3 separate regions of the Homo sapiens genome follow, and regions 1 and 3 are each linked to region 2. A link is an interaction called in ENCODE POLR2A ChIA-PET data of the cell type or tissue named here. Cell type or tissue: HepG2. All regions are shown on one strand. Links, peaks and the distances in the headings refer to the core of each region. The heading gives the core; the rest is flanking DNA. Region 1 holds the start of CTSD (cathepsin D). Region 2 holds the start of LINC02708 (long intergenic non-protein coding RNA 2708). Region 3 overlaps MRPL23-AS1 (MRPL23 antisense RNA 1).

What was found. Peaks named below come from ENCODE experiments on the same cell type or tissue, not always from the same donor. Only the 100,000 strongest peaks of a DNase experiment are listed, where the experiment ranks them.
Region 1: POLR2A ChIA-PET joins it to region 2 with 12 read pairs; 10 of 35 experiments call an interaction of 5 or more read pairs at or near these places.
Region 3: POLR2A ChIA-PET joins it to region 2 with 32 read pairs; 3 of 35 experiments call an interaction of 5 or more read pairs at or near these places.

The regions. Positions count from the first base shown.
Region 1 is chr11:1,758,070-1,767,880 of GRCh38, reverse strand. CTSD (cathepsin D) reads left to right here and starts at 3,954. Exons shown (of 9, transcript NM_001909.5): 1 at 3,954-4,089; 2 at 6,413-6,572; 3 at 8,242-8,365; 4 at 8,794-8,912. The coding sequence starts at 4,022. PRADX (PRC2 and DDX5 associated lncRNA) reads right to left here and starts at 7,533. Exons shown (of 2, transcript NR_182291.1): 1 at 6,687-7,533; 2 at 5,395-6,562. RefSeq lists silencers at 3,575-4,044, 4,295-4,384. In HepG2, for the core only: no CTCF peak of the experiment used is centred there; DNase peaks (open chromatin) are centred at 3,920 and 5,340; H3K4me3 peaks cover 2,320 bases.
Region 2 is chr11:1,686,776-1,696,586 of GRCh38, reverse strand. LINC02708 (long intergenic non-protein coding RNA 2708) reads right to left here and starts at 8,957. Exons shown (of 3, transcript NR_187232.1): 1 at 8,633-8,957; 2 at 8,258-8,522; 3 at 1,847-8,084. In HepG2, for the core only: CTCF peaks have their summits at 3,193 (motif pointing left) and 4,895; DNase peaks (open chromatin) are centred at 3,166, 5,246 and 6,508; H3K4me3 peaks cover 885 bases.
Region 3 is chr11:1,980,955-1,987,352 of GRCh38, reverse strand. It overlaps MRPL23-AS1 (MRPL23 antisense RNA 1), which reads left to right. Exons shown (of 4, transcript NR_024471.1): 2 at 1,712-1,910; 3 at 2,371-2,503; 4 at 2,668-4,144. It also overlaps a transcript of MRPL23 not described here. Among named protein-coding and RNA genes, the nearest start is that of MRPL23-AS1, 5.8 kb to the left of the region's middle. RefSeq lists enhancers at 1-463, 1-463, 3,175-3,944, 4,713-5,482. In HepG2, for the core only: no CTCF peak of the experiment used is centred there; no DNase peak of the experiment used is centred there.

The DNA.
Region 1 (9,811 bases), core at 3,368-7,367, 71 kb before region 2:
TGAAAGGTGAAAAAGGGCCCTGTCCCCTGCACTCTGCCAGAGGCGGGGCCTGGACACGCTGCAGCACCCACTGGCCCAGGAGCCCTGAAGGCAGCCCTGGTGGGAAGAGGGTCTCCTGAATCGGCCTGGCAGGTGCAGGAGTCTGGGGAATCTGAGCCAGACAAGGAGGCCAGGGGTCGCTTCTGTACCCTCAGCTCCTAGCAGGGGCAGGCAAGGGCTCCAGAGACCGTTAGCCCAACCTCAACTCTCCAGGGACAGAGGTGAGGCCCAGATTGAGAGGGTCTGCCCGGGTGAGCCAGAGGCAAGGGGATTAGAAGCCACTCCCTTGACCTTCACCCAATATGCCAGCAGGGTCCCACCCTGCCTGGTGGGTCAGTCCCTCGGGGACCCTGAACACCCAGGCATTCATCCCACACATAATTACTGGGCACCTACCACGTGCCGGGCTCTGCTCCAGGAGCTGGGAAGCTGAGCGGGCCCAGGCAGAATGCCCCCTCTGTAATAAACAGAATAACAGATGGTATCTGCGGTGGGGTGGGGCCTCTTCACCCTTGGGGCCCCGAGAGGGTCCTTGCTCAACAGTGCCCCGTTGTCTCAGGGGATGGTCCAAGGCTCTTAGCCTGGCTAGCACCGGCCCACACACCCCACAGCTCGCTGCCACGTTGTGCTTCTGGCCCCACTGGCCATCCGCACTACCCACTGGCTCGCAGCCTCACCGGCTCACCGGGACCTCTGGGTGGAGTGTCGGCCACGCTCTGTGGGCATGCGTCCTCACAGGTGCGTATCTCAGTATCCTGGACACCAAATGCTTCGTCCACCACTGGACCTGGGGACCGAGCAGGGTGGCTCAGGGGACACTAGCTGGGACCATCTTTCACCCCTTGCTGGAGTCCAGTCCCCCAGGGTCGGCTGACATCTCCAAGATCCCAGCCCACTGGAAAGCACGTGATAACCCCAGGTGCCAGGTCCAGGCTGGCCGTGGGCCCCCAACAGCTGGGCGGATTCTGAGGGCAAGGTGTGGACCCCCAGCAGCTGGGCAGATTCTGAGGGCAAGGGTGTCTGTCTGCTCGGGCTTCTGTGTTCAGGCTTAGAACCCCCTCAGATGAAGGGCTCTAAATGGGCGGGAAGGTGGGGCTGAGGGGGCAGCCACTCATTTGTGGCCATCAGGCAGATCCAGCTTCGGGGAGGTTCCGCAAGGGCCAAGGTCCTGATATATTTGGTTACAGAAAAGGTGGGAATTCCAATCCCGCCCGCCGAGAACCACAGAACCTCACTGCCTCTGTAAAGCGGGGTTGGGCCCATCTACCTCGCAGGGAGCTGGGAGGAGAAAACGCACCCTGGGTGAGAGCATGGGGAAGCATCCTTCATTTGGGTCCAAGCTCAGATGCCACCTTCTTGGAGGGACCTTCCTGCGGAGGTCGCTGTTGAGCACATCCCCTGGCTCCATTTCCTGTGTGACTTGGACCTGCCTTAAATGATTTGTCCCAATATCCCTTTCCTACTTACAGCGACCGCACCTCCCGCCTGGCTGTGTGCTCCAGAGCATCTGGGGAATGACCGGGCCCTCCCCTCCAACAGGCCTAATTCAGTCCCCCATGCCAGGCAGGACCAGGGCACACGAGAATGGTGAAGTCCTGGGGCAACTGTCACCATGGCCTCTGCAGGCTCAGTGTCGGGAGACCCAGTTTCTGACCTGGATACACTGCTCACCTTTGAGGTCGGGGCCTAGAGGGACGGTGCCACGTTGGAGACAGGCCTCCAGGGACAGTGCCACGTTGAAGACGGGGTTCCAGGGACGGTGCCACGTTAGAGATGGGGTTCCAGGGACAGTGCCACGTTGAAGACGGGGTTCCAGGGACGGTGCCACGTTGGAGATGGGGTTCCAGGGATGGTGCCACATTGGAGATGGGCAAGTCTGGGCTAAGGGAGGAGGGCCCAGGGTGGCCAGGGCAGGGCCCAGTGAGGTGCTGCTCTGAGGAGGTGGAGAGTGGGCGCTTGGGCAGGGGACACTTGGAGAGTAAGGATGAGGTCCATCTGGGTACCCTGGGTATAGGGAGTGTTGTTGAAAAAAAGCCAAACACTATAAAATATTTGAAGATATTTATTCTGAGCAAATGTGAGGACTATGACCTGTGAAACCACCTCAGCAGGTCCTGAGAATATGTGAGCAAGGTGGCTGGGTAACAGCTTGGCTTTATACTTTTTTTTAAAATTTTCAGGTCTTTTCTGTAGAGACAGGGTCTCACCATGTTGCCCAGGCTGATCTCAAGCTCTTCAGCTCAAGCAATGCTCCCACCTTGGCCTCCGAGTATGCTGGGATTATAGGCAACAGTCACCATGCCCGGCCTGGTTTTACGGATTTTACAGAGACAGATGTTACAGGCCAAAACCATAAATCAACATATGTAAGATATACATTGGTTCAGCCTAGAAACAGGGTTGGCAGGGGCAGCTTCCAGGTCATAGGGGATTCAAAGATTTCCTGATTGGCAAGTGGTTGAAAGAGTTATGTTTTGCCTAAAGAGTTAAAGTGGGATTACTCACGCCTGTAATCCCAGCACTTTGGAAGGCTGAGGCAGGCAGATCACCTGAGGTCAGGAGTTCGAGACCAGCCTGGCCAACATGGTGAAACACCATCTCTACTAAAAATACAAAACATATATACACATATACATGTATATATATATACACATATACATGTATATATATACACATATACATGTATATATATACACATATACATGTATATATATACACATATACATGTATATATATACACATATACATGTATATATATACACATATATACACATATACATGTATATATACACATATATACACATATACATATATGTATATACATATATAGTGTATATATATACGTATATATATGTGTATATATACACTATATATGTGTGTGTGTGTATATATATATATACATACGTGTGTGTATATATACATATTAGCCAGGCGTGGTAGCACGCGCCTGTAATCCCAGCTACTTAGGAGGCTGAGGCAGGAGAATCGCTTGAACCCAGGAGGTAGAGGTTGCAGTGAGCCGAGATCATGCCACTGCACTCCAGCCTGGGCCACAGAGCGAGATTCTGTCTCAAAAAAAAAAAAAAAAAAAAAAGAGTTGACGTGAGTGGACAAAAGGTGCCCGACCTCCTAAGGGAAGGAGCTTCTCTAGAAAACGCGAATTTCGCCCCCTCAAGAGACAGCTGTGCAGTGCCATATCAAAACATGTGAAAGGAATGTATTTTAGGGTGGAATACTTTGCCTGCCTTCGGGCCTGCTGTCTGCCACGTGAGGCTGTGCCAGTGTGAGGCTGGAATTTGGGATCTGGAGGCTAGAGCCATCGGTGAGGCCTGAGTCTCTAAGCACAGCGCCCAGAGGGAGAGGGCGGAGCGGGTCCGACCCCCTTTGCGGCAGGGCCTGAGCTGGTTTTCCAGGTTTCTCTGGAAGCCCTGTAGAGGAGCGGAGGGTCCATTCGGTGGGCTGGGGACTTTGAATTTAACCTTGGTTTGCAAGAGGCTTCCAGAGAGGATGTCTGGGAGCGTCTCGGAGGGGGACGAGGGGGCGCCGGGAGGAGCAGGTGCAGGAGCCCACGGCGCAGCGCCCCGCGCAGGCCTGGACGCGGGGACGGCCGCGGCGGCCGGGACAGGGGTCACCCCGCGGGGCCCTCCAGGGTGGGCCGCCCCACGACCCCAGGCCAGGCCGAAACGGGAATCCTCCAGACCCCAGAAGCTGGGCCGGGCTGACCCCGCGGGCGCGAGCGGCGGGAACTGTAGGCGCGGCAGGCGCACCACCACCCCGCCCCCCGCCCGGGCGCTGTGCGCGTGCGCCGAGGTTGCCCCGCCCAGGCCAGGCCCCGCTCCGCCCCGCCCCGCGCACGCCGGCCGCGCCCACGTGACCGGTCCGGGTGCAAACACGCGGGTCAGCTGATCCGGCCCAACTGCGGCGTCATCCCGGCTATAAGCGCACGGCCTCGGCGACCCTCTCCGACCCGGCCGCCGCCGCCATGCAGCCCTCCAGCCTTCTGCCGCTCGCCCTCTGCCTGCTGGCTGCACCCGCCTCCGCGCTCGTCAGGTGAAGCCTCAGGGGCCGGGGCTCAGGGACGGGCAGGGGTCGCGGCGCCGAGGTCCCGGGGCCTGTGGTGACTTTCGCGCTCCCCTGTGGCCCCCACGAGCCCCTTGCGCCCCCCGCGCTGGAATGCACCTGTGCCGCCCTGCGCGGCCTCCTGCACGGACCACCCGCCTACGGGGCGCCGGGCTCCGGAGGTGCAGGGGACCCGGGGCAGAGGCGCCAGATGCCTCTCCCCCATATGCCACCCTGGGTTGTACCTTGAGGACTGCAGACTGACCGCAGCCTCCCTGGAGACGGGGCGGGGCGGGGGGAGGTAGTGCTCATTCGGGGCAGGTGGAATTGGGGTCTGTACTGAGCGCCCTTGTTGCTGGAGACCTAGGTCAGGCCTCAGAGCCCCCGAGTCTGGGCGAGTCCATTTCCTTAGGGACCCCTTTACCACCTGTGAACTGGGGGCTTTAAAAGTTTGCTCCAGCGGCTCTTATCACAGGCCCTGGGCTGGGAGACCCCTCGAGACCCTAGGAGTTCCCATGTCCCTGAGAGAGGAGGAGGCATGGGGAGTGGGTCGGCTCACCCACCCCGGGCCTGGGGTTGTGCTGTAGTGAGGCCCACACGCTCCTCAGGCCGATCCCCTGTGCCAGGTGAGGCCACCGATTGGGCCTGGATGGGATGGGGCCCGGCCATGCCTGACCAGCTGGGCAGAGGAGGGCCATGCTGCAGTCTGCTTTCTTGACCCCCTCCCCAGCCCTTGCAAGGCAGCCCGCATTCCCAGGAGGGGTATGCTGACCCATCCCATTGGGCACCTGCCCCACCCTTGCTCTGGGCCTTTGTGGGAGACCTGGGATCTGCGATGGGTCCACTGCCTTTTGGCAGGTGGGTGAGGTCAGAAGGCTGCAGGGGCTGGAGCTGGCTGGGCCAGCTGGGTAGGACTGAGCCTCACCAAAGGCTGTGGGGAATGGCCCGGGGGCGGGTAGCCCCAATTAAAGTCGTTGTGGGGGAGTAGCCACAAGCCTGAGCCTGCCTTGACCTTGCCAGCCTATCCACAGGCCTCCCCTCTCCAAGGAGGACAGACACAGCAGAGGGGAAACGATCCTGGGGCTTCTTGGAGGGAAGGGTAGCTGAATCCAAGCCCTCACCCGATTCCAGCTCTTGTGCGACTGATACTATTACACCTGCTTCCTGGTCCCTGGAGGGCGTGTCCCTCCCCCAGGACAAAACCTGGAGCTCTTCCAGCCCACCAGCTCTTAGGCAATAATCTCATCTTCCGGGATCACGCCCCTGACAAGCCAGGAAAAGCCAGCTATGACCTTGTACTCTCAAGTCCCTGGGGCAGGGAAGAGGTTTTATTTAAGTGATTAAAAGCCCAGGGGAGCTTCCTTGGAACAAGGAGTGGGTTCACACCAAGGGGAAGGCCAGTGGCCCTGGGGGAGGAGCAGGGACCCCTCTCTCTCTTACTCGCTTCCTGGGTTTAGAACTCAGGACCCCGATCTCAGTCTGGAGCTCCCTCCTGCACCCTGGCTGGCGGTGTGCTGGGTGACAGGACTCTGGAGGGGTACCCTGAGTGCAGCTGTCGGAGGAGGCAGGGCGGTGGGGGGGGCAGCACAGAAGCCTCTAAGGCCCCAGGTGCAGTCCTGGACCTCGTGGAGCCGCATGGAGTGAGGAGAGGTGCGGATGCCCAGAAACAGATGTGGGATGAGGGCACTGGGCAGCCACAGGGTCCATGTGGAGGAGGACAGGTAGTCAAGGAGGGCTTCTGGAGGTGGTGTGGAGGGCCCATCTGATGGCCAGAGGAGGCCAGGCAGAGCTGCCAGTGCCAGCCTGGAGGTGGGGCCACCTTCGTGCAGGTGTCTGGGGGTGGAGAGCAGGTGTGATGGGGGCTGGGTACAGTGGGCTGCCTCAGAGCACTTTGGGCAGGAGTGACAGGTACCCGCCAGCACCCTGAGCAGCCATGCTGGCCACCATCCTGGAAGAGACCAGCGCAGGTGCAGAGGGAGGACGGGAGACCCTTGGGGGCTTTGGAGCCTCCAGAATGGCTGAGGAGAGGAGGGTTGGGCACACTGGCCCCCAGGTTGGGTGTGTGGGGCTGAGGTGGGTGGCGGGTGACCACTTCTTAGGACTGTGGCCTGTGCAACCTGGCGGGGGGCAATGGGTTGCCATTCACTGACTTGGGGGAGCTGGGCCAGCAGTTTCCAGGTGACAGGCAGGAGTTTGGTTTTGGCTGTGGCGACTCTGAGATTCCCCAGGGGCCTCCAGGTGGATGTGCAGCATTGGCAGCGTCGGCCGGCAGGCGGGAGGGCCTCCCTGATATGCCCCGACCCGTGGTTGACAGGATCCCGCTGCACAAGTTCACGTCCATCCGCCGGACCATGTCGGAGGTTGGGGGCTCTGTGGAGGACCTGATTGCCAAAGGCCCCGTCTCAAAGTACTCCCAGGCGGTGCCAGCCGTGACCGAGGGGCCCATTCCCGAGGTGCTCAAGAACTACATGGACGTGAGTATGAGGTCTTAGCCCTGCTGCAAGCGGAGCCACTGTCAGGAGAGCTCCGTGGCAGTATGGGGAACATTCCCACCTCCTGTTCTCAGCAGCGCAGTTTGAGTGGCTCACCTGGCCACGGTGGCGTCCCGGCTCAGCCACACTCCTTTCTTCCCCATTCTGGAACCTCCTGCCACTGGCCCCTGTCATTGCAGGGTCTTGGTCCTGCTAGGGCCTGGGAGGGTGATTGGGAGTGGCCTCGGGCCTTGGTGCCAGCTCGCCTGAGGGGGCGGTCCTTGGGCCTGCCTGAGTGTGGCCGGCTGACCTGGAGCCTTTCACTGCTGTCCTGCTGGGAGGCCTGTGGTGACTCGTGGCCTCCCCAGCCCCTCCCCATCTTCTTCCTCTCGCAACAGCCCCTCCTGTGCCCACTACTCCTTCAGGGGGAAGCAGGATCCAAGGTGGAGCACTCTGGAAGCCACCTAGCAAGCTGGGGCTTGGTCAGCCTGGTCCCAGCTCTATGGGGTCAGTTCGAGGCCAGGGCCTACTGTCCAGCCTCGGGGCTCTGGCCCACTGTGGGGGAGCCTTGCCCTCTGTCCTGCTTGGCCCGAGTCCTGGCTGTGACAGGAAGCCCAAGACTCACAGGCATGTGACTGGGCCAGGGGGGCCCTGGGGGGAACCAGGCGCCGTGTGCCTGGTCCCGACTGGCCAGTTCCTGATTGTCCTAGCGCGCGAGCAAGCAGATGCACGCATGCGCACACATGCACACACACACATGGAAATTTGCTGAGTGTCCCCCTGCCAGTGGTCACTTCTGTGGGGCCATGAGTCAGCAGCTGCTGCTGCTCCGTGAAGCCAGGCGGTTGGAGAAACATTGGGCTGGGCTGGTGCCAGGAATCTGGTGGCTGACGGTGGCCCAGGCTCCAATCCTGGGGGAAGCGGGCGCCCAGGCGACCCCAAACTCCAGGACCCTCTTACTCTCTGCCTCCTGAGAGGCTCGGCGGCATGGGACCCCTTGTACTTGCCTGATCCCTGAGTCAGCACCCCCACCTGCGCCTGCTATCCCTGTGTACACACGGGGAAACTGAGGCCCTGGGCCATTAAGGCAGGGTTGCTGGGCAGGCAGTGATTGTAAGGCTTACCTTCTCCCCTTGACCAGCTGAACCCCTCTGCCTGGAAGCCCTCCAAGCCTGGGGTTCACCCTGGAGGGCAGGGCAGGCACTGAGACACCCAGAATCAGACCTTGACATGGCCCCAACCTGGGGAGGAAGTCACTTCCTTTCTCAGACCTTGGACTGCGGGCCACCAGGGGAGTCTTCCAGGCCGGGCTTTCCTGCACCCGGGGCTCAGGCTGAGGGCCACGTCTGTCCCCACCCTGGCTTGACCTCTGGCCTTGTCTTTTCCGTGGGGAAGTCCTCAGCCTCACCATGTATTGAGCAGGGGTAGGTGACAGAAGCCAGGGGTCTAGAGACCCCAAGTACCCGTGGGCATTAGGACCGAGGGCTGGGGACCTGGCCCATCTTCCCTGCAGGCTGAGCAGGTGGGAGTGGGTGGCTGTTGGCAGCTGTGGGCCCCGTGATGCCCCTCCCTCCAGTATGGGCCTTGGCTCTGGGGACAGCCGGGCCTTCTGAGGCCCAGTGGGGAGATGGGGCCCCCTCTCCCATCCCTGACGGACCCTGTCCCCTGCCAGGCCCAGTACTACGGGGAGATTGGCATCGGGACGCCCCCCCAGTGCTTCACAGTCGTCTTCGACACGGGCTCCTCCAACCTGTGGGTCCCCTCCATCCACTGCAAACTGCTGGACATCGCTTGCTGTGAGTCACGAACCCTGGCCCCGTCGCCCAGGTCCTGCCCTTCCGGGATGTCGCTGCAGGGCTGCCTCAGGAATCACTTGGGCAACGCAATTCTCCTGCCTCTTGGCCCCGTGAGCCAGGCCAGCCCTCCACCCTGCTCCAGCCACTGACTTTCTGGGTGAACCACCAGCTGTGGTCTTGCTCTCAGCAGGGCTGGGGCTGGGGTGGCCACAGAGGGAGCCGGCTGTGGCTGGGAGGGAGGCCCGGGGTCACAGCCCACAGTCCCGGGGCTCTGGCATGATGGTGGGCCTCAGATCCCCTCCAAATCCCACCCTGGGGAGGCAGCTTGGGGGGTGCGGGCTCCATGGTAGATTGTAGGGGGATGGGAGGGCTAAGGCCGTGGCGTGGGCTGCGGGATGACCGGCGGGCCCCCTTGTCGCCCGGGGCAGGGATCCACCACAAGTACAACAGCGACAAGTCCAGCACCTACGTGAAGAATGGTACCTCGTTTGACATCCACTATGGCTCGGGCAGCCTCTCCGGGTACCTGAGCCAGGACACTGTGTCGGTGAGTCCCTCTGGGGCCTTTCCCAGGACTCGAGGGTGCCAGGGTGTGGGGTTCACCCACCGTGGGTATGTGGTTGAAAGGGAGGGCTCGGTGATCCCAGCCCAACCCCAGCCCTCAGGTGGCCGGGGCAGTCAGCAGGGTGAGGAGGGGTCTGGGAATGGGCCTGGTTGTGTGCAGGCTGGAGGGACAGCCTCAAACCCAGGGGGTACAGGGGCAGGGGTCCCCGGAGTCAGGCCACAATGAGTGGGAGGGAGGACAGGGCAGATCGATCGGGCTCTTTTTGGCACATTGGGTTTGAGGTGCCAGCAGGTGTTGAGGGCTGGACCTGGGGCTGCACAGGGTCCCTGCAGCAGGCCGAGGGCTTGGGGAGGCTTGGGGTTGGGAGGATGTACCAGGAACCCGCTGTGGGGGCTGCTGGCGGAGAGTCACCGGCAGGAGCCTGGGAGGGCAAGGGAGGGGGAGCAGCAGTGGCTGTTGGGGGCCCCGCCTGCATCCACCATCCTCAGGGCCCTGTGCAGAGCAACTCCCTGCCCTAGGAGAGGGTGAGCTGGCCCTTGTCACCCTGCCTGGGCCTCAGTGAGTTCTCACCTCGGAGCTGTCTGCTGGGGGTGGACCAGGCCACAAGGGGTTCAGGAGTTACGGGATGGTGACACAGCCCCCAGCTCTGGAGCGGGCCAGGAGGGCAGCAGAGCCCCCCTGCAGGCCCAGGGACCCGGGAAGAGGGCCCCTTCCTCCAGCTGAAGCTGCTCCTAACAGTTCCCTGCTGGGCTGGAGTCCAGTCTGTACTGGGGGCTCCTCAGAGCCCTCCTGTCTGGACCCTGCTCAGCCTGAACAGGAAATTGCCCCGTCTGCCCTCTTCCGCCCTCTTCTGCCCCCTCCGCCCCGTGTCAGCCTCAAGC
Region 2 (9,811 bases), core at 3,113-7,112:
CCCTACTCCAGTACAACCTCATCTTAACTTGATTACATCTGCAAAGACCCAGTGTCCAAATAAGATCACATTCAGAGTTTCCAGGTGGACAGGAATGAGGGGGTCCTATTCAACCCACTTCTATGCTGATGCTGATGCTGACTTGACTCCGAAAGTCTCAGGGGAAGTTTACAGAAGGCACAGGGAGACCACGCATGGAGACACCCTAGAGCAGGTGACCCCATCCTGGGCTATCACCCGTGGGTAGAACAGGATGAAACCCAGGATCTCATAAGAGCCAGGATCAGGAAATACTCAGGATCAGAATAGGACTCAGGATCAGGGCAGGCTCAGGACAGGACTCAGAAACAGGGCAGGAACCAGGATCAAGACAGGACTCAGGATCAAAACAGGACTCAGGATCAGAACAGGACTCAGCATTAGGGCAGGTCTCAGGATCAGGCAGGACCCAGGATCAGGACAGGACTCAGAATCAGGGCAGGACCCAGGATCAGGGCAGGATCAGGACAGGACTCAGGATCAGGGCAGGACGCAGGATCAAGACAGCACTTTGAATCACAATAGGACTCAGGATCAGGGCAGGATCAGGACAGGACTCAGGATCGGGGCAGGTCTCAGGATCAGGACAGGACCCAGGATCAGGACAGGACTCAGGATCAGGGCAGAACCCAGGATCAGGGCAGGTCTCAGTATCAGGGCAGGACCACAGGATCAGGGCAGGAATCAGGATCAGGACAGGACCCAGGATCAGGGCAGGTCTCAGGATCAGGGCAGGACACAGGATCAGGGTAGGACCCAGGATCAGGACAGGACTCAGGGCAGGATCAGGTCAGGACCCAAGATCAAGACAGGACTCAGGATCAGGACAGGATTCAGGATCAGGACAGGTCTCAGGATACCTGGGATCCTGCTGTCTTGGTTGGAAAGAGGGGGCCTGAGTGCAGACCCAGGAATCGTGACCCTGCAGAGTCATTTCCCTGGAGCTGGATGACTCCAGGCTCAGTGGTTTAGGGCTTAGAGATGCTGTCAGTCAGCACACTGTGAGGCACCAAGGGCATAGTCCAATGAACCGGCAGAGTTGGAGAAACAAAGGAGGTGGCAGCTCAGGAGCCCCCCACCTTTGGGCTTTGCTGACAGAGGAGGACACAGGGATAGAAACTCTGAGAAAGCCAAAGCTGTGGGAGGGTCCCAGTGCCCCACCCCACACACAGGACAATGGCCGCCCACAGACCACGGGGCCTGTGGCTTGTATGCCCAGTCAGGTGACGACGCCATTCAGAAACTAGATCTCATAGGGTGCCCAGCTGCTGAATCTCAGGCCAGGTCTGCAGTGAGTGCAGTGCCCCAGGCCTGGAACACTCTGATACCATAGGGACCCAATGCTGAGTGCACCCAGGAGCTGTGGGTCTGAAACAGTGGTCAGAGGTCACCGACATGTGGAGGAGGCCCCTAGAGTGTGGGAGACAGAACCCCCAGGTGTCAGTCTTGGCCGAAGGCTTTGCAGGACTGAGCAGGTGGGGAAGAAGGGCAGGGAGCAGGGCTGCCATAGGAGAGACCTGTCCTTGGATGTGGGTCTCCAGAGCAGGGCAGGGCAGAGCACCGGCGTGGAGGTGTTTTGTGCATATGCTGGATACCTGGCAACTATGGCAGCGTGGGCTCAGGACGGGCTCCCGAATTTTCAGGGTCCAAAGCAACGTGACAGCGCAGGCCCCTTGTCCGAGCATGGCAAAGGAATTCAAGACCATCAGAGCCTCACGCTGAGCAGGGTCCTTCTCACTTGCATGGCCCCTGCATCTCCAATCCCCACTGCATCCCGTGCGCCCGGATATCTTCGGGAATTAGTGCATTCTTGTGAAACACGGGGTTTTATTTTGAGGCGCGTTTTCAATTCTGCAACGGGGGTGTGCACGGCCTTGCTCTACCGGTCACCCTCCTGCTTCAGCTCTGGGTCTGAAGGTGGCTCCACGTGGCTCCGGGGTCACTACATCCACACCCAGGGACCCCCACCTCGGCCGCTTCCAAGCTCTGCCCCGCCGTGTGCCTCGAGGACAATCGCCTGGGGACAGACCCGCCCGCCGCCCCACCAGTCGTGTGACATCAGGCAGTCCACAGCCTCCCTGGCCCTCAGTATCTTCATCTACACAACGAGAGGAGCATTGACCACTTTGCAGAGCTGCTTTGGAGGCCAGAGGTCATGAAATGAAGTTGCCGGCCTCCGCTGACCCACGGTTGTCGTTTTAGCTCTCCGCTTCCTGACCCGGGGTTCTCGGTCTCCCCTTTAGTCTCTCTTCCTCCCCAAAGCGCAGTGCCTCCTCCCCCGGGCCAGTAGGGCCCAAGGCTGCAGGGATGCGGCTGGAGGAGCGCAGCGGGAGGGGTCAGAGCTGCCCGCGGCAGAAGCGCAGATGAGCAGTCCTTGAGCGCCCCCTGGGGGCCGTGAGCTCCGAGCCTGTGGCCGAGGGCGGGGAGGCGCCTGCTGGGCTCTGCAGAGGTCACAGGCAGGGACTTGGGGGTTCCTAGGGGCCCCGGCACAGGCTGGCACGGAGGAGGAGGCATCGCCCGGCCCCCCCTCGGGGCTGTAGCTCAGAGCAGCCCTGGTGCCATGACCACCCCCCAACCCCTGGCCCAAGCGGGCAGAGCCCTCGGTGTGGGGAGACCTTCCCTTCTGCCCCTTTCTCCTGCGTGTTGACCTCACAGAACAGGAAGGGGGCCAGCAGGAACATGGCAGGGGGCGTGACAAGGGCAAGGCCCTGGGGTCGGCTCGCCTGCTCCTTGCCCTGTGCCAGCCGACCTGGGCCTCCCTGTCTCCGCCACATCCCTCGCCTGTCTCGACCACGGCCTCCGTCCCCAGGCACTGGCCCCTGGTCCCCAGGCTCTAGGTGGTGGCAACCCCTCGCTCGGGGCCACTGGGGGCAAAGAGGGGGGGCAGCTCCTGCCTCTGCTGTCTCTGGGTAGACTCCCTTTCTGTCCCCACGGTAGCAGCTCTGGTTTTCTCTGCACCTGAGTCCCTGTCCCCATCCCCCAGAAGGTTCCTGTGTCCGGGGAAGGGTCCTTCGTCCCTTGCGACTTTCTCCAAGTTGCTATATATGCACTCCGAGTCTCCTTTTCTGACCTGTAAAATTGTGATGGGAATAACAGGGCCGTCGCCATTCCTGGGGAAACGAGACTGCAGGTCCTGCGGCCCGGGCTGGCCGAGAAGCGCCACCTGGTGGCAGGAGGGCCCCGCGGGGCGGCCGGCGAGTGGGAAGCAAAGGCTCCTCGCAAGACCACTCCCCTAGCCCCGGGGTCGGCAGCTCTCCAGGGGCCATGTCCCCGGCTGGTTCGGCGCCCAGGGACAGCACCCCAGACCAACTTGCGCATTCCTTCCAATCACAATGACTTTGATGCTTTTGAAAAAACAAAAATTAAATTAAAAAATAAAATAACACATCCTTTAAGTTTTGTATCTGTGGGCTCCTCTTTCTGGGACTCAGGGCGAGTGCCTAGCCCGCCCGTGCACACCGTCAGAGCAGCGCAGCCAGACCCCAGCCTCTGCTCAGCCAGGGTCTCTAGGGAAGGTGCCTGCAACCAAGCCCTCGTTTCTAGTTTGTAATGCACGGCTTCTATTTTGTGGCATGCACTGATGCTGGTTTAGAACGGCTCCCACCCTTCCCTGTCTTCGTAGCAGGTAGTGAGTAGCTGTGACCCTCTGAGAACAGGACAGGGGCTCACCCCTCCAAGCCATCTCCTTCCTGCTCCTCAGCCCTGGAGAGTGGAAGTGGGTGCGTGGGAAAGTTGAAGGCTTCATGCTCAGGGCTGGCATGGCCAGGGGCACCGAAGGAGGTCGGGGGAGGAGGGACATTCGAGAGCCGGGCTCTCAGAACCTGGGTGTCTGTGGCTTCCTGGGGATGCAGGGATGGATGGAGTTGTGCCTGGCCAAAATCTCACCCTGCACCGTCACTCCAGCCCCTGCCCCTCCCCGGGGTGAGAGGCGGCCTCTGGCTTCCCACCTGCCCACAGGGCCTTGCCTGCCTGGGGCCCAGCAGGTGGTTCAGCTTAGCTCCATGACTAATTTCCCTCCGCCTTCACCTGAACACACAGGTGCACCCCGAATCTGCTCCCACACCCCCTCCTCCAGCAGCTTAGGGTCGAGGACCAGAACCAGTTTTCAATGCATTTAATGACCTCTGAGGAAGTCCCCTTAGAAGATTGCGGCAGCAACCGGGGATGGGAAGGGGCTGTTTCCAAATGAGGTGAACCTGGGGAGGTTGCCTGAGCCTCTGGGCCTCAGCCTCTGTTTTCTGGCAGGCAGAATGGAATGAGCATTCCCTTTTCTCCTGGGCCACTGGGAGACTTTGCCATTGTGAAGGCAAAACGCCTGGCAACAAGTGGGTCTTCTGTGACCATGGCTCTCGCCGTAGGCTTACAGCAGCAGCCGCTGCTTCCTGGGCCTCTGTCCCTCTGTGAAGGTCCCCGGTCTCTCAGACAGAATCTTCTGTCTGGGTCAGGGTCTGGCCACACTGTCCCTGAGCTCTCCTTCCAGGCATCCCAGCTGGGGGCAGAAGTGAACCCACAGAAACCCCCATCCACCCCGGACATTGAGGCTGCCCCTGGGAGCTGGCAGATCCTGAACTCTAATAAGGCCTGTCCTAGGCGTGGAGCTGGCTGGTAGCTTGAGGGTTTCAAGCCCTCTGGATCCCACCTACACAGGGATTCCCTGGAAACACCCGTCCCTCCTACTCCACACCCCAACCTGACCTCCTGAGGCAGTGGCTGCAGGGGCCCTGGGGGTTCAGCCCCAGCAGTGAGATGGGCCATGGGGCTCTGGAGCCCTGGGTCGTGTGGGGCTCAGGCCTCAGGGCAGATACCCTGGCCCTGGCCTTGGCAACAGCGCCCCTCTTGTTCCCTGGGGCATTGCTCTGCTGCTCGTCTCCTTTTTGCAGCCACCATTTATGTAGCGCCGACTATGTGCAGAGTCTGGGAAGGTGACACAGAGAAGAATAAGAAGAGGGAGTGGTCCTGCCCCAGGGGTGCGGGGCCAGCTGTGAGGCGTTGCAAAGCGCGAGGAGGGGTCCGCGGCTGGTCCGGGGGCCCATGCCTGCGCTTGGGGGACGTGCTGGACAGGGCACGTGGAACCAGGCCAGAGCTGACTTTGTTCTGGGAATGGGAAGAGTTTGTTATTTAGCTTGTTCCTTTCATCTATTTGCATTGCAGAAGTAATCCTTAAATCCAGCCCTTATCTAATCACTAGAAGAGTTACAGAGACAACCAAAGTGCTCTTTGATCCTTCCCCACATCCCAGTCATCTGGGAGCACCCAGGGAGTCACATGGGAAGGGCTGGGATCAGATCTGAGGGTCTAGCAGGGTGTGTCCCAGGGCAGAGCCCTTGCCAGGGGTGAGCAGTGTCCGGGGAGGGAAGGGCCCCAGGGACAGAGCACAGCTGGGCCCTGAGAAGCCTGGGAGGCTGAGGTGGGCAACATGGAGCTGGCTGGCTTCTGAGCAGCCCAGTACCTACCAGGCCCACCCACCCTCAGCCACTGCCAGGAAAACCTGCTCAGGCCCCACTCAGAGCCACTGTGGAAGTGGGAGCTCCACCAAACCTGAGCCCCCAAAGGTGTTTCTCCAGGATCCCCTGCCAGCCCCACCTCCCACAGCCTGAGCACAGACCCCGGGATGCCCCACAGGACCACCTGCTCCCACACAGCCCCGTCACATTCCCCACAGCCCTGTCGCACTCCCCACAGCCCTGTCACACTCCCCACAGCCCTGTTGCACTCCCCACAGACGTGTCAAAACTCCCCACAGCTCTGTCACACTCGCCACAGACCTGTTGCACTCCCCACAGCTCTGTCACACTCGCCACAGACCTGTCGCACTTCCCACAGCCCTGTCACACTCCCCACAGCCCTGTCACACTCCCCACAGCCCTGTCGCACTCCCCACATCCCTGTCACACTCCGCACAGCCCTGTCACACTCCGCACAGCCCTGTCAAAACTCCCCATGGCCCTTTCAAAACTCCCCACAGCCCTGTCGCACTCCCCACAGCCCTGTCACACTCGCCACAGACCTGTCGCACTCCCCACAGCCCTGTCCCACTCCCCACGGCCCTGTCAAACTCCCCATGGCCCTGTCACACTCCCCACGGCCCTGTCCCATTCCCCACGGCCCTGTCCCACTCCCCACGGCCTTGTCCCACTCCCCACGGCTCTGTCACACTCCCCACGGCCCTGTCAAACTCCCCAAGGCCCTGTCACACTCCCCACAGCCCTGTCACACTCCCCAAGGCCTTGTCACACTCCCCACGGCCCTGTCGCACTCCCCACATCCCGTGGCATCTGGCTGTACATGGAAGTGAGGAAGCTGCTGTCTCCCCCAAAGAACATTGCTCCCAGCCAGGGCTCAGCCCTGTGGGGCAGGACTCAGAGGCTCCTGGTTCAGAGACCAAGGCCCTTGTCACTTGCAGCGTGAACAGCAGGGAACTTTGCCCCCGAGTCCCACAACAGAGGTGGGGACCTTGTCACGGTGGGCCCAGGTGACAACACAGGGCCAGCGATTCTTCACCCGGCAGCAAACACTGCGGCAGACGACAAACATTGCAGCCCTTGGCAAACAAAAAGCACGCAGCAAACAGCGTGGTCAGCGAAAAGACCCTCCCCTCCCCGGGGATCAGACAGTGCAAGGCCATCCCCGGGATGACCTGCACCCACCCGGCTGCCTGTGTGACCAGCCACAGAACCCACTCTGCATTAGCACCCACGGCCGGGACAGGCAGGGAGCTGCGCCCGTGGCTTCCTGCATCTGCCGACACCACCCGAGGCTGCCAGGCCACAACATGAAGTCAGCTGTGCCAGGAAATCCCAAGCCTCACCCACACCTGGCCCCGGGCTGTCGCTGCATGCCAAGGGGTTGTGGGACCTCGCAGGCCTGCAGGCAGCATGGGTGGGCGCTGGGCTGGGGTCCGAGTGTGCCCCTACTCTAGGGCATGGCCGGTGGGCAGGGACAGGGGAAAGGGAAGGAGCAGGATGCCCACCTGGCTGTGGCTGTCTTACCCCATGGAATCCAGGCTCCAACTGACCTCACCATTCTGTGGGTTAATTTTCATTCTTAAAACCTTCATCTAAAGACCTTTGCTTCCTGGAATACAGGCCTGGGTTTTCCCAACAGTCGTGGGCACCCGGCCTGGCACGTGCTGCTCAGTGGAGGGACCTCACAGCCCGTTCTATGTGAGCCGTGCAGGAAAAGCTCCACGGACAAACTCACTCTCCGTGACAATCAGGAGGTTTCTTCTCCAACCACCAGAAGGAGCTGGGGGAGCTCATGAGGCCAGGAAGAGAACAGTCCTAATCCCATCCTTCCCCTCCTCAGCAGTGACCCCAGGGTCTGCTGTCCTGCCCCAACCCGCACTTCAAAGAAGGAAGGACACCTGCCTTCCCCTGCTACCTCACACCCCGAAGCATGGGGAGCATGGGGACCCTCGGCAGAGTCCTTTTGTAGTGAAGAATAACAGACTAGTGTAAAATAGCAGAAAAGAAGCTAATGGCCAAACACATCCAAGCTGGGGAAAACACCTGTTAAATATAATGACAGAATATGCTCTCATCAAAACCCAGGAAACTTTAAGAATACACTAAACCTCACAAAATGGGGGCGAAATACAATGATGACCACACGTATGAGAAATGGTCAATGGTAGAATTGAAAGAAATGCAAGGGAAATAAAAGGTAAGGGGTCCTTTCCGAGCAAAGTGGCAACGTCACAACAGCTCACAGTCAGGCTTGGCGGGACAAGAATGCTGGGCAGTGCTGGTTTGCAGGGAGGGGTCAACTTTTCTGGAAGCAGCCCAGCAAAGTGCCCCAGAGCCATCAATTATTCCTGTGCTTCGCAGCCACAGCCCACGAATGCAGGTGCAGCCACAGAAGCGCTGGCAGAGGGGAGGCTGAGAGTGGCGCTGGTTGAAGATTTCTCACAGGAAACAAAAGGCACAGCCTCCACGTGGCTCATGGCCATGAAAACCCTTGACTCAAACCATTCCACGTCGTGAGGAAGACGCGGGTCAGCTGCCCTAGTTGGGTGATGATGATGCTGTCAGGGAAAGCGTCGGTGCCTATGTGGGGAGAGTAGGGGAGTGAGAAACAAAAGCAAAGCGTGGTGGCTCTGTGGCTCCGGTGCCCCGGAGGCCATGGCTCACTTTTTCACAATGAACATGGGCTATTTTCATTTTTTAAAGTCTGCTAATGTTTCTAAGGAGACCATACAGAACCGAAAATTCTGAATAACCTTGTCTTCCATAAGGCAGACTTTTCATTTCTGTCATCTTTCCGGAAGGGCTGGACACAGAGACTGTGGGTCTGTGATGGAGGTGCCACCATCTCACCCCGAGTCCACGGCCCTCAGTCTCTGTGCTCCCCGAGCCGAAGGTGAGGAATCCATGCCTTATGGTTGGCGAGGGCTGCTGGGGCACCTGCCATCTCATCTGCATCCTGGGAAGCAGGAAGGAGCACAGAGGAAAACACAAGCCTGCTCTGGCCAGCTCAGTGTGCTCCTTCCAGAAACAGGTAAACACAAAATTACCCTGCGAAGCCGCCATTCCATTCCTAGGTCTATCCCCAAAAGAAATCAAAGCAGGGACTCAAATACTTGCACAGCCCTTACCACGACCTGGATGTAGTCAGTGCATCTGTTCCCAGCAAAACTCTTGTTGAAACGGGACCCCCAGTGTGGCAGCGTAGGGAGGTGGGGCCTGAGGGGAGGGAGACGTGTGGGTCGTGGGAGTGACTCCCTGGGGAGTCCGTGGTGCTGGGAGTGATTCTCCTCTTGTGATACAGGGTGAGTTCCCATGGGAATGGATTTGTTCCCATGAGTGGGGCTTGTTCTGAAGCCAAGACATCCCTGAGCTTTATCTCTCTTCCCGTGTCTGCTTCCCCTTTGACCTCCTCCAGCAGAAGCCAGGGCCATGCCATTGAACTTCTCAGCCAGCAGAACTGTGAGCTTGATGAATTACCCCATCACAGAGGTTCTTTTATGGCTACACAGAATGGACTCAGACACCCATGCTCACAGCCGTGCAGTCACAATAGCCCAAAGGTGGAAACAACCCAGCAGGTGAGGGGATCTGAAATGGGGTAGACAAACACATCGGGGTCTTACGGAGCCTGGAAAAGGAGTGTGCTCTGACGCCTGCAGCAACGCCACCAACCTTCACAGCCTCGTGCCGAGTGAAGCCAGCCAGTCACAATAGGACCAATGCTGTGACCCCACAGATGGAAGGCCCCCAGAGGAGTCAGATTCAAGAGGAAGATGGCAGAATGGTAGTCAGCAGGGCCAGTGACAGAGGCCGATGGGAGTGAGTGATTAGTCAGGACGGAGCTCCAGTTTCGCGCGATGAAAAGGTGCTGGAGCTGCATGGTGGCGACAGTGGCACAGCCACGTGCAGGTTCCCAATGCCACGGAACTGTGCACTTACCATGGGGATGGTGGGAACTCTCATGTACCCGCATTTGACCAGAGAGGAAGGAAGGAAGGGAGGGGGGAGGGAGGAGGGAGGGAGGTAGCAGAGAAGGAAGGAAGGAAGGGAAGGGGGAGGGAGGAGGCAAAGAAGGAGGGAAGAGGGAGGCAGGGAAGGGGGGAGGGAGGGAGCAGAGAAGGAAGGGAGGGAGGCAGGGAGGGAAGAAGGAAGGAAGGAAGTGAGGGAGGGAGGAAGGGAGAGAAGCAGGAAGGAAGGAAGGAAAGAAAGAAGGAAGGAAGGGAGGGAGGGAGGAGGAGGGAGGAGGAAGGGAGGGAAAGAGGGAGGGAGGGAAAGAGGGAGGGGGGGAGCAGAGAAGGAAGGAAGGA
Region 3 (6,398 bases), core at 2,399-6,398, 290 kb before region 2:
TGCCCAGCCCAGCTCATCCCTGCCCTACCCAGCTCAGCCCTGCCCTGCCCTGCCCAGCCCTGCCCAGCCCAGCCCTGCCCTGCCCTGCCCAGCTCAGCCCTGCCCACCCCAGCCCAGCCCAGCCCAGCATGCCTTCTCTGGCTGGAGAGCACAGGCTTGACCTTAGAAAGAGGCTGGCAACGAGGGCTGAGGCCACCAGGCCACTGGGTGCTCACGGGTCAGACAAGCCCAGAGCCTGCTCCCCTGCCACGGGTCGGGGCTGTCACCGCCAGCATGCTGTGGATGTGCATGGCCTCAGGGCTGCTGGCTCCAGGCTGCCCCCGCCCTGGCTCCCGAGGCCACCCCTCTTATGCCATGAACCCTGTGCCACACCCACCTCTGAGCTGTCCCCGCTCCTGCCGCCTGCACCCCCTGAGCAGCCCCCTGTGTGTTTCATGGGAGTCTTAGCAAGGAAGGGGAGCTCTTCAATCTTGCCAGTCAGGGTGCTGTCTGCTGAGTAAGTGTCCCCGTGCTGTGCCCCAATGTCCCCATCCTTTGGCAAACAGCCATCAGCCTGTGGATCCTGCACTCCCATGCGGTGGGAGAGGGAGACCTGGGCTCACCTGAGCCTCCCCACAAGCCAGGGAGAGGGGCTGCCCAATGGCGGGAGGCCCCCATGGATCCCAAACGGCAGTTGCCCGCACTCCTACCCAGGAACTTTGTCTGTGATGAACAGTAAGGAATAAGGAAGCGGGTGAGAAAGAAGGAAGGAAAGGCGGTGGGGGGCATGGCGGGGGGCGGGGAGGGTGTTTGGAAAGTTCCAGAAAAGAGTCACTTCACCAGAAAGGCCACAAGCTCCCCGTGCCCCCAGCCCCTGCTCGGCTCCGAGGTGAAGGACTTGGAGCGTCGACGCTGGCGTGGGGACCAGCTGTTCTCCTTGAGTTTGTTTCCTTCAGTTCCTTCCGGGCCTCACCCTCCTCTTCCTGCCACACACACACTTTTTTCCTTTTTAAATTGTTTTATTTGGGGCCAGGTGTGGTGGCTCACACCTGTAATCTCAGTATTTTAGAAGGCCAAGGTGGGCAGATTGCTTGAGTCCAGGAGTTGGAGACCAGCCTGGGCAACATAGTGAGACCCCATCTCTACCAAATATCAGCCAGGTGCGGCGGCGCGCACCTGTATTCCCAGCTATGTGGGAGACTGAGGTGAGAGGATCACGTGAGCCCAGGAGGTTGAGGCTGCAGCAAGCCATGATCATACCACTGCACTCCAGCCTGGGCAAGAGAGTGACACCCTGTCTCAAAAAAAAAAAAAAGTAGAAAAATTTATTTTAAAAAATTGTTTTAACATTTGAGTGCTGCAACTGTCCAAGGAGGAGCAGACGGCCCGTGTCAGACAGCCTGAAGCCTGACTGTCTGCGATCAACGGCCCCGTGGCCAGCTGTGTGCAGCAGTTTGGCCTGGCCTGATGCCTCTGTCCTTGGCACCAGCTCACAGCCCGTGCCCATAACAGACCTGGGGCACCGAAGGAAGGGCAGATCCAGCCCCCACCTGCCCTGGGTCTGAAGATCTCCCAGGAGGCTCCATGGGGTGCCTTGAGTGGGAGGGGCTGGCCGATAGCCTTGAGGAATTGGCACGGACATGCAGAGAGGGGCATGTCCCAAACTCGGGGCGCTGTGGCCTCCAGCTGCCAGGAGGTAGATGTGTTCTGACTTCTGGGTTCCCACCACCAGAACTGCAGGGGATATGAAGCAAGCTGGACTTGGGGAGACATCTCTGCTCGAGTGCACGTTGGCCTGATGACGACTGCTCTTGGGTTCACGGGTTCCAGGCTCTGCCCGGGAGCCTCATGCAAACTGGTCCCGTTCTACAGACGAGGAAACTGAGGCACAGAGTGATTACGGCTGTCCCTGAGCTCCTGCAGCCAGTAAGGTGATACACCAGGATGTGTTCCCAGGTTGTCCGCTGGGCTCAGTAACACAGTCTCAACTGCCCTGTGACACTGCGTGTCTGTGCTTGTGGGGAAGGTGACCAGAGGCCCCCTTTCCTCCACGCGGTGAGCCTACCAGCAAGGAGACAGTCCTCAGGTGTGAGGATGAGCCTCGTAGTAGGCACAGAGAAACAGGAGGAACCTTCTGGAAGGTGAAGCCTCCCACGGCTGGGACTCTTGGAGAAGGGCGGATCTCTGTCCACTCCTGCCCACTCCCCAGCACAGACAGAGCAAGCAGGACAGAGGGCCCAACGTCCCAGGATACTGCAGAGCTCAAAGGAGGGCAGAGAGCATCGCCCCACATGGGCGCCGGGAGAAAGGTGGGCGGGGTGCTCAGGGGCCCCTGGCCGTCCTGAAGTTTGCCTCAGAGAGGTGTGGGCTTCTCCTCCCTCCCATACACAGTGTCTCTGAGGATGAACTGCCATGTGCCCGGCGGGGATGCCGTCCCTGGCCCTTGCTGAGTGCCTCTGGGACGAGGTCAGCTGAGCCTGCCATCCTAACTCAGACACCATCTCACTCTCCAAGTCCCTTCTCGGTGAGACGGGGGGCCTTGCACCCACCTCCCAGCCCCCACACACCTGAGGGGGTCCCCGTTCCCCTACCCCGTGGCTCCACCACGCCCCACGCATCCTACCTGAGGGACAGAGGGGACTGTGAGATGCCCCCCACAGGCTGGTTTTCCTCTTTCACCCATAACAGGCCCAGCAAATTCTCACCTCCAGAGGCCAGGTCTGCCCCGCAGGTCTTAGGAAATACAGCCCTACTTCCATCCAGCACACCAACCCAAGGAAGTGCCTCGGAGCCCTGGGGCCCGAGGGGGGCCTGGCCTTGGTCTCACGGCGGCAGCTCCACCTGGAGAGGAGTGAACTCAAGCCAGGACGCCCCGTCTCCACAGCGGAAACCGTGTTGCCGGCTGCTCCCTCCTGGGGACTCTGGGCCTGAGGTTCCTGTGGGAGTTGGGGGGATAGCTGAGTCCTATGGAGGTGCCCCTCTCCTCCCCGCCCAGTGGAGCTTGGGGTGGGGACAGGCGAAGACAGGGTGAGAAGCACGGGGCATTCCCCCTCCACACAGCGCTGAGAAAGTAAGGGAGCATCCAGAAAACGGTGCCCACTTCCGCGTCAGGCGGATATCACGGGCACCAGCTCCAGGTGACCCTAGCCCAGCCAGAGAACAAGGACCAGGTTGTGCCGCAAAGCCCGTGTCCGCTCCCTCCCGCCTGGGACCACTGTGGCGAGGGGAAGGGAGCGTGGTGGCCCTCTCCTGACTCCTGAGGCCTGAAGTCCAAGCTCCCGGCCCTCAGGCAGGCCAGGGTCTAGACACCGCTGCCCCAAACACACCCCCCAGTCCCCGCCCGCAGGCTTCCTGCAGGATCCCCCAGTGCACCTGGGGGCTGAGGAGAGTGAGCAGGGCGCAAAGAAGCTTCGTCGGGAGGGCGGTCCCCACCCGCCTTGGACCCCCGGGGATAGTGTCCTGGGGCCTGGGCTCAGATGCACCCTGGGAGGAATGGTGCGGAGGCTGTTTTTTGCTCCAAGAGGACATTGCCTCAGCAGAGGGCTGCCGAGCTGGGAGGACCCACAGTGCAAGGCCGCAGAACCCCCTAGGAAGCCTCAGAGCCTTCAGGTTCCGGGCTGAGGCTGTGGGCGTGGACCCTTGTGCAAACCCCACTGGAAGAAAAACCTTACAGCTCAGGAGGAGGAGGGGCCCCACCCGCTCCCAGAGCCCGTAAACGAGGGGTGGTGCCCACATGAGGCCTGGGGAAGGGCTGGGGCTGGGACACCCCCTCACCACCCCCAGATACCCCAGGCAGCCCCTCCCTCCACAGAGAGACCCACTGGGCCTGACCCTGCCCTGGGCACAGGGTCGAGCCAGGGACGGCCCGTGGGAGAAAGACGGCTTCATGGGCCGCTGGCCGGGCCAGGTGCGTCCTTCCCCAGTTCTAGGTGGCAAATGGGGTGGGGCCAGAGCCTTCTGGCTAGGGAAGACACTGGCCTGGTTGGTGTGGCAGGGGCAGCGAAGGAGGGTCAAAGGCCACTCTGGCCTGGAAGAGTCCCCAGCCACCTGGACGGGGGTAGCCAGGCCTGGTCCCTGCCCCCACTCTCCAAGGGGTCGGGGCAGCCGGGCAGAGCCAGTAAGTGTTTGTTTTCAGATGACATTTGTAAAGAAAAACAGCCTCCCACACTGCTTGACCCTGTGTCTGGAATGTGGGGAGGCAAACAGCTGTGCCCTTCCCAGACCCTGCACAGCCCCTGGTGGGGGCAGGGCCCTGGTGGGAGCAGGGCCCAGAGGTACAGCCTGGGGAGGCACCGGCCATTGTGGTTGGAGCGCGGCAGCCAGGCTCTGGGCTCTGTTCCGGGCCTCACTGTGTCCCCAGTGGGGTGCCGCCACCACCCCCCCAGCCTGGGCCCCGCCGGTCAGACACCCGCAGGGACAGCTTGTCTTGGCTAGCTGGCTACAGCACCTCGCTGGAGTCCAGCAGACACGCGCTCCCGTGCGCACGCTGCGCCCCAGGCCAGCCCTAACGCCGCTGCTCGGGTCAGGCCCCCCGCCTGCCGTGGGCTGCTGGCTGCCTTGGCCCGCCCCAGCTCTCTCCGCGCCCCTGCCTCCAGGGAGCCCTCCTCGAGGACTCCAGCCACCCAAGCTCAGCAGGGCCAGCCCGAGCCCCTGCCCCACACAGCCTGTGTGGAGGGTCCTCAGCCCCCTGATCCCCCAGACCCTCCCGGCAGAGGCTGGGTCCCTGGGGCTTGGGGAAAGCCGGCTCCATGGCCCCTGGCCTGGATGATTTCCCAGAGGCCGGTCCCCTGCCAAGTGCCTGGTGACCCTTGTTCCTACCTGGCTGCCCATGGTCCTTTGTGCGACCCCCGCCCACAGCCCAGGAGCTGGGCAGGAGACTCTGATTGGGTGGCAGCAGAGCCATCCTAGGGCTGCCCCTGACCCTGGCCCTGACCCTGCCCTGGAGCCTCGTTTCCAAATCTTGCCTCATGCTTTCGCCAGACCCCTGTGGCCCCTTCCCGACCCTGGAGTGCCCCTGGGGCTTCCTGGAAAGGGCCTCTCCTTTGCTCACAGTTGGGTGCCGAACTTCACCAGCATTGACCACCCGAAGGCGCAGGGACACCCCCGCAGTCCCTCTCCTGGGGGTCCCATCACCAACTCCCCATGGGCGGGATATCAGAAGAATTCTCTGCGCAGGTGCTCCGCCCCTTCAGGCACAGGGGAGGGCGGCTCAGGGGCCAACGGCAGACGTTGGTGCCTGCCCCTGCAGCGGGGTGCCCCATGCTGAGACAGCACACACGGGGGACACTCCGGGCCTCGGTCCACCCTCCATGTGGCAAATGAGGTGCTTGGCGGGGCTTCTTAACTCTTCACCCTGGGCTCCCCACGGGTCCCTTCCCTTCCCCTTGGGGGCCCCGGCCCCAGGTCCCCAAGGCCTAGACCTGCCTCTGCCACCCTCAGAGCAAGGATGCGCTGCAGAGGGAGAGGGGCTGCAGCTCGGCCCCAGAGCTCCGGCTTCCTGTCTCCCAGACCACAAATCACTAAAGGCCGTGGGTCCTGGGACATTGAAGGCCCAGGAAGCTCCTTGTGTTGAGTTAAACATAGTGGAGCAGAGGCATGGAGCTGGCATTTCCCACGCTTACGACCACTCTGCTACGGGCTGGGGTGGGGCTGGGAATCAGCTTCCCCTGCGCCCCGCCATCCCTTGTCCAGAGGGACCCGTGGGAAGGCCAGGTTGAAGAGTTAAGAAGCCCCGCCGAGCACCTCATTTGCCACACGGAGGGCGGACCGAGGCCCGGAGTGTCCCTCTTGCGCACTGTCTCAGCATGGGGCACCCCGCTGCAGGGGCAGGCACCAACGTCTGCTGCTGGCCCCTGAGCCACCCTCCCCTGTGCCTGAAGGCCCAGCACTTCCAGGGCTGCCCGAGCTGAGGACCTGTGCAGAGAACTCTTCTACACCCCACAGAGGAGGCTGAGGGGTCGAGGCGGCTGCGGGAGCCCCAGGGGGCCACCACACAGCCATGCCTGCCCCTCTCCTCGGTGGGTGTAGAAAGCTCTTAAATGGTGGAAAAACAAGGGCATGGCCACATTGCACAGGCACAGAAGGTTCCAGAAGGAGTGAAACAATGGCATGGAGGGAGCAGAGCCTGGGCCGGTGGGGGCACAGGGATGAGGCCAGTGAAGGCCACGGGTTGGGGGGTGCCCTGAAGCCAACGACCCCATCCTTATCGCCTGTGTCTCTCTGCACACAGCGTCTCGTCTGCAAAGTTAGCTGAGCAAACGCCAGGAGCCAAGGGTCGAGGCAACGATATCCGTGGGGCCACTCCACACCCCCTCTGCCTGCCCCATCAAGACCTGCTTTCCTGGTTGAAATCCAACTCACGATTTGCCCCCGGGGGCCCAGCAGCCCTACCCAATGGAGCAGCTGCACCCACATTGCCC